2 separate regions of the Homo sapiens genome follow, and region 2 is linked to region 1. Evidence: chromatin contacts called from ENCODE Hi-C data. All regions are on one chromosome and are shown on one strand. Each heading gives the region's core, a stretch centred on a gene start or an enhancer-like site at or near the end of the contact. The rest is flanking DNA. Distances are from core to core; before and after follow the strand shown. Region 1 holds the start of PPP2R1B (protein phosphatase 2 scaffold subunit Abeta). Region 2 holds the start of ZW10 (zw10 kinetochore protein).

Region 1 (3,308 bases), core at 510-3,009:
AAAGGAGTTGAGTGCAAAGTGCCTACAGTACTTATTCTCTCAATGACTAACATTATGACTATCTGCCCATAAAAAGATCTGCATAAAAAATGCTGCAGTGTGTCTATCACCAAACAATGTATCATTTATACTGCAAAAGTTGTAGAAGGAGGGTAGGCAGCTTATAAATACTCACCAGCAGACAGTGGGCAAAGTCAGGACCTCCCACTAGGCCAGTGAAATTTCCCAGCTGCTCAGCAAGAGCTAATAGTACCTCATCTTCATCATAAATTGTATCTGGAAGTGACAACAACAGGACTCATCAACATGGATAGCTCTCCCACAGCTGGACACTGACACAAAACTAGGAACAGATTCACTATGCGACCAGGAAGGTGACCCAGTCAAAATCCTAACAGCATTTTCTTTCTTCTCAACCGTCTTCCTGTATCTGCTTTGCACAACGAATTAGAAATTCATACTCCCGTATCAATTACTTTCAATAGCTAAATGGTTGATGTTTGAATATATCTAGCCACAACTAACAATATACTCTGTTCTGTTTCTTTTGCACAAAAAACACCTGGCTCATTTTAATGTGGGTAATAAACTCTAAAAAAGTCAGTGTTGAAAGCTACTGGAAAATGGAATGTCCCTACCTTTCTTTAAACAAAGATTCACATACCTGTAAGAAATGGCAACAATTCACTTCGGGTCCTTTCTACTCCAAGTGCTAGGGCAATTGTTGATAACTTCTTAATACTGTTGAGTCGGAGCTTCAGAAAAGAAAGTAGAAAGAAGAACAATGTAAAGAAACGGCTGAATTTAGATCAAAAGACAAAAGGTGCTAACAGGTGAAATTATGACACAGGGGTAAGAATGAAGATAACCTTTCATTTAGATTTTACTGTTAAGGAAGCTCATAAGGACTTCCAAAAAGAAGTGTAACTCGGCCTCACTAGCCGGCGGAGGATTTCCCAGGAGAAACACTCAGAAGGGACCGGAAGAGAAATGAAGGAAAGACAATACAACACCTAGGAAGTAAGATAATTTTAAAAAGAGAGCACTTTGGCAGTGGTGAAGCAGGTGAAACGGTTGAATACAACACCTGTGGTTTCAAAGAAAAGTTCCCACAGAGCGGATACACTACTCGTCCAGATTAATCGGCCATCCCACCCCCGCTTTCTACCCAACAAGCCGAGCCAGTTCCAAGCCGAGATGAAGGGATCCAGGGGCACTTCAAAGGGCTTCTGGGCATCCTGCGCCCCTCAGCCGCTCCAGCCCCGTCTCGGCCTGGCACCGCGCTTCTCCTGCTCCCTCGCCCAAGAGACGCGGCCACCTCACGGCCCGGATGGGGCGCCCAGGCGGGAAGCGGGTTCCCCGACAACCGCCCGGGAAGGGCAAGGCTCCGGGCGGACGCCTCAGGGGGTCCGAAGCAAGGTTACTAGAGAGGTACCCGGGAGGGTCGGGGCGTGTCACCACAGCCCCTCGCGGAGCATTCCCCGCCTCCCCTTCAAGTTTCTGCTACGAGTCCGACTCATTCAGTACCTCGGCCACCCCCACCGCGACGCAGGCCTTCCCCCTTCTCTACCACGCGACCAGCCGGTCTCGCCTCGGGTCCCCGGCCTCAGTCCAGTACCTGCACGTCTTCATTGCGGAGCTCGTCGATTAAAACCGCGATCGGGTATAGCGAATCATCTCCATCTCCACCCGCTGCTCCTGGGCCGGTCCCGAGCTCTGATGCGCCCGCCATGTTCTTTCTCCTCCTGCTGCTGGTCACCGCCTCCCGCCCCGCGCCCAGGCCCCGCCCCGCGCCCAGGCAGTAGGGACGAAGGCCGCCACGCTGGTTTAGCCGAAGTTGGGGAGCCGCGTTTCTGTCCCGATGATTAAGGCTCCCTTCTGACCCCCACTGCAGGAGTTGTAGGTCTGAACTCAAGAAGACGGGTGGGCTAAGAAAGCGAATGGAACCCCTGCGTCCTTTCCCCAGCCGAAAGAAACAGGGACAGGGATTCATCCAGCTCGTTGTAGTCTGAAGGAGCCAGGAACCTACCTGAATGATCTGCGCTGTGCCCTCTTAAGACTCAGGCGGACCAAAGAGAGTGCCCGAGGCCAGGAGGAAAAAGGCTTTAGCACCTCCCCTGACTTCTTCCTGGCCCTGAGCCACTGGATCTCCAGCCCTAATTTCTCCGCTCAGACTCAAACTTCCACAGAACCCCTCCACCTCTTCCCGCGGCTCTTTCTCCAGAATGGTATCTGGCTCCTGCTCCGTAAGACAAATAACGCGGGCGGTGAGAGAAAATGAACAGTGCTGTCCAAACTCCCCAGTCAATATTTTTTCCACGCAAGCTGTTAAAAACATGCTGCTCTCTTGTTTTTGTGTTTCTTTTCAGTTTGGTACTGGAATGGTGCCTTCTGTTGTATTTTCTTCCTCCCATTTTTTAGCTCTTTAGCATGCTAGAAGTACAACAATGAAGCAAAACTAGGACAAGCTTTAATCCTTCCAAATTGGGTGGGGTGGCTACTTTCTTGAGCAAGAAAACCCAAACTGGCCTCCCTAGACCTCCAAGAGTCCTCAGAGGCAGCAAGGGGAAGAGGTGGAGGTCTGGGAGCTCGTTCTTACAAACCTGAATGGAAAGTTTTCACTTACCCCTGTCAGGGTAGCACAGAATAATTAGAATGTTTTGTTTGTTTTAGACTGGAATTTAAGCAGCTTGGAGTGATAACTACATATGGTGATCACAAGCTCCGAAATGGTAATTCTATGTGCCTGATTAATAAAACTATAAATGCAGTGTAGGAGACAAACTTTTTTAAAACATGGGATTCTGAGGCCGAGGCGGGCGGATCACTTGAGGCCAGGAGTTCGAGACCAGCCTGGCCAACTTGGTGAAACCCTGTCTCCACTAAAAAATACAAAAATTAGCTGGGCTGGTGACGGGAGCCTGTAGTCCCAGCTACTCGGGAGGCTGACATGAGAATCGCTTGAGCCCGGGAGGCAGAGGTTGCAGTGAGCCAGGATCGCACCACTGTACTCCAATCTGGGCGGCAGAGTGAGACCCCGTCTCTAAAATAAATAAATAAATAAATAGCGTTCTTGGAAGTAAGCACAATAGAGCCTTTGAATGAATGAATGAAATAATGAATAAATAAATAAATAAATAAATAAATAAATAAATAAATAAATGGGGTTCTTGGAAGTAAGCACAATAGCTAGAGCCTTTGATAGTAATGAAAGTTTGGGAACCAGCAGACCTGAACAGTTTTTCTCAAATTATGTCTGCGAATGTATTCTCTAGGGTTTTAATTTTATTTTCATTTTCATATTTTTT
Region 2 (3,481 bases), core at 103-2,602, 2.0 Mb after region 1:
AAAGCCATATTAAAGAAGAGATGTCAGGGATATGACTACTTAAAATTCAGGAAACTACTTTTGTAAAATCAAGAGCTGTTAGGAAGGGTTATACCTGTGCCCTTATGGTGTGTGGCAAACTTGCTCCCTCGAAACCCTACTTGACTCAGATACACAAAATTTTAAATGAAAGCAACTGAAGATGTGGACAAATACTGGCAAGGTAACAATATCAGTACAAAGCAAAACTGTGTGTGGCTACGTGCTTCCAGTTTTTGTATCAATCTCAAGGCAGCAACGTTTACGTAGGTACCAATGACACTCAGCACAGCTTCATGTGCTTGTAGATGAAGTTTTAAAACCACATTAAGAGGCCGGAGACGGTGGCTTACACCTGTAATCCCAGCACTTTGGGAGGCCGAGGCGGGTGGATCACCTGAGGTCAAGAGTTCGAGACCAGTCTGGCCAACATGGTGAAACTCCGTCTGTACTAAAAATACAAAAAAAAAAAAAAAAAAATTAGCCAGGCGTGGTGGCACGCGCCTGTAATCTCAGCTACTCGGGAGGCTGAGGCAGGAGAATCGCTTGAACCCGGGAGGCAGAGGTCGCGGTGAGCCGAGATCACTCCAGCCTGGGCGACAGAGCAAGACTCCATCTCAAAAGATAGATAGATACATAAAAATAAAAACATACTGAGGGTTTGGGTTTGTTTTTTTTTTAATGTCGGGGAGGAGAAAGGTGCAATCCTCCAGGCTATTTTATTCATCAACAAATCAAGGAGTGGGTGGAGGAAATAAACACTCATCGATGGAAGAAGGGGAAGGGGGATCCTGTCTTTTCTATTCCTCTCCTGCGCTCGCTCCCTAGCTTCCTCGGAGCTTCCAGTTGCTCCTCCCGCTCTGCTGGTCTCTTCAGTCTCCCTCTTCCCGCGGCACACCCCTCCCCAACATAACTCCACTCTCCAGTGCTCTCCAGCCACCGCCTGTTCGTCCCCACAGTCCCAGGTCTCCTCGCCTCCTCAGTTCCCAACCCCTGTGTGGGCTCCCCTCCAAGATCCCTCCTCAATCCACACATTCTGGGCCCCTCCACTCCTCATTCAGCCCCCACAACTAGATCTCCCCAACAGGCCCCACTCTGCTGGTCCCCACTCTGTCTGCCCTTAGCCCCTGACTCCTCTCTCCAGTCCCTTCACACAAGGACCCGGAGTCCCCTTCCAGTCAGCAGACAGCTGCCCCGCTCTCACCTTGATCTCCTCCACCCGCCGGGTCAGGCGGCTGATCCGGGTCCCCAGATCCTCCTTTTCCAGCCTCCCGGAGTGTGCCAAAACTTCTGTCACGAACGAGGCCATGGCCAAGACGGGAACCAACGCTGACTGGGTCACTCTCGTAGCCAGCGCCGCAGCTCCCGTCCCGCCGGCCGTCTTGACGCGAGGCCTGCCGGGAAACGGAGTCTCGCGGGCCTCAGACCGCCGCCCGGAAGGCGAGGGGCGCACTACAACTCCCAGCAGGCACCGCGCCAATCCCGAGATGGGATTTCCACGGTGTCCCGTAGTTGGCAAACTGTAAGCAGACGCGTTTTCTTCCTTAGTTGTTTTCAAAGTTCGTTGCTTCCCGCCCGTTTTTCACTGGAGGAAATTAAACGTTTTTAATAACCAGGTCTAACTGAACCTTTCTAAACTTCAAAAGGCTTACTTGTAAAATTATCTAACTGAAAGAGCCAACGAGCCCATCTCGATCTTTTTTCCTCAACTTTTATTGGGCCGCTGTGGCACCAGAATCTACGAATGGCGCCCTCTAGAGTTGTGTAAAGAAGTGGCGTCACCTCATTATAAATAAAAGGTTGCTTATAATTGCATCTATGTACATATATTACATCTACGTGATACATTACACATTTACATTACCTACATTACATATTTATATTACTTAGATATACATAATATTAGTCCTGTGTGAACAAGATACTTAGTACTTTCTGTCATATTATAAATATATAAATGTGTCAAAAGCTTTTAAAAATGGTTTCATTATTTTAATGCATTGCATACAGAAAGATGTTCACAATATTCTATGTATACTATGATTCCTTTTTAAAAACTTAAGTGTATAACCATTGGTCAGAAAACAAAAAGTATGTAAGTATGTATGTAAAGGACAGACATCAAATTATCCTATGGGTGGTGGATTTATGGTATTTATTCTCTTCTCTGCCCTTGCTTTCTCTATTTTTCTGCAGTAAACATACACAGTCCTCCCTTGGTATGGGGGGATTGGTTCCAGAAACCTCCCCTGCCCCAGTAGCAAAATCCGTGGATGCTCAAGTCTCTTACATAAAATGATGTAATGTTTACAAGTAACCAGCACACATCCTCCCCATACACTTTAAATCATCTCTTGATTACTTATAAGACCTAATACAAATCAATCTAAATGCTATAGAGTCGTTATATTGTATTTTGATTTGCATTATTTTTTGTTGTTGTATTGTTATTTTTTATTAGTTTTTTCCAGAATATTTTTGATCTGTGGTTGGTTGGATCCGTGGATACCAAGAGCCAGATGTACTGTTTTGATTAAAAGGTTTTTGGTTTTTTAAAAAGATATATTGTGAGGGTTGACCCCAAGTAGGCACTGACTCTAAGATCCCTGACAATTGTTAAGTGTCTTTGAGACAATCTGCTTATCCCAGTGAAGCAAGGGCCAATTCACATGCCATGAGCAAAGGAAACAAAACTGGGATTGAGAGAGGAAGCACTGAAAACAGCCAAAACATCCTGAGAAACTCCCTTCCTTGGAAAACCAAATCAATTTCTTTTTGGTAGACCTGTCAACTTTGAATTCTAACTGCAACTAATAATAAATGCCCAATGACAAAGAATGACTGATAGATGAAAATTCTGAAACTTTGTACTGCATATTTATTAAGCAATTATCACATAGCAGACATTGTGCTAGGTCTGGGGACCCACAACATGTGAATATATAATCACAGAAAAATATGATAATTACTAATTTGTAGGTAGATGAGGGATGGATCTAGATTTAGTGGAACTTAAATCTTATACAGTTGCAGGGAGGGGAAGGACTCTTTAAAGAAAAGAATATAAAATAATGAATACAAAATTAGATGTCAGCCTTAGAAGGGGCTTGTGCAAGTAATGAGCTGTGAAGTTTAATCTGCCCCTGAGGAAGATGCAAATGGCAGAGGAAATATTGGAGGAAGAGCACCCAGTCTCTGACTGAATTAGAAAGGTTTCACAATGTTAACATTTACAGGAGGCCATCACTTTGGACTGAGTTCCTGCACTAAGCCCAACAGACCAAACCAAAATGGAGTCACTCATGCTAAAGCTCTACTTCGCCAAACCAAAACTAAGCTGTCTGTCTGACCTTCTGAGAAATCAGGAGAATGAGAGATAATCACCAAATTCCCAAACCTGCCAGTTTCAGTCTTCATGATAACGAAGTTCCCTCTGTTTTAATTCTTACAAAAAAGTACCTGA

The links. A loop is a pair of places that touch in the nucleus more often than their neighbours do. Pooled maps may share reads with other maps.
Region 2: a pooled map shows a loop between it and region 1 (24-fold over the local background). The contact joins the promoter of ZW10 here to the promoter of PPP2R1B in region 1. A Hi-C loop is called at or near these places in 5 of 50 pooled maps.

What each region holds. Positions count from the first base shown.
Region 1 is chr11:111,764,630-111,767,937 of GRCh38, forward strand. PPP2R1B (protein phosphatase 2 scaffold subunit Abeta) reads right to left here and starts at 1,760. Exons shown (of 15, transcript NM_002716.5): 1 at 1,619-1,760; 2 at 665-755; 3 at 176-276. The coding sequence starts at 1,732. RefSeq lists enhancers at 786-1,689, 1,576-1,755, 1,776-1,825.
Region 2 is chr11:113,772,340-113,775,820 of GRCh38, forward strand. It overlaps ZW10 (zw10 kinetochore protein), which reads right to left and starts at 1,353. Exons shown (of 16, transcript NM_004724.4): 1 at 1,223-1,353. The coding sequence starts at 1,327. RefSeq lists enhancers at 1,084-1,353, 1,484-1,543.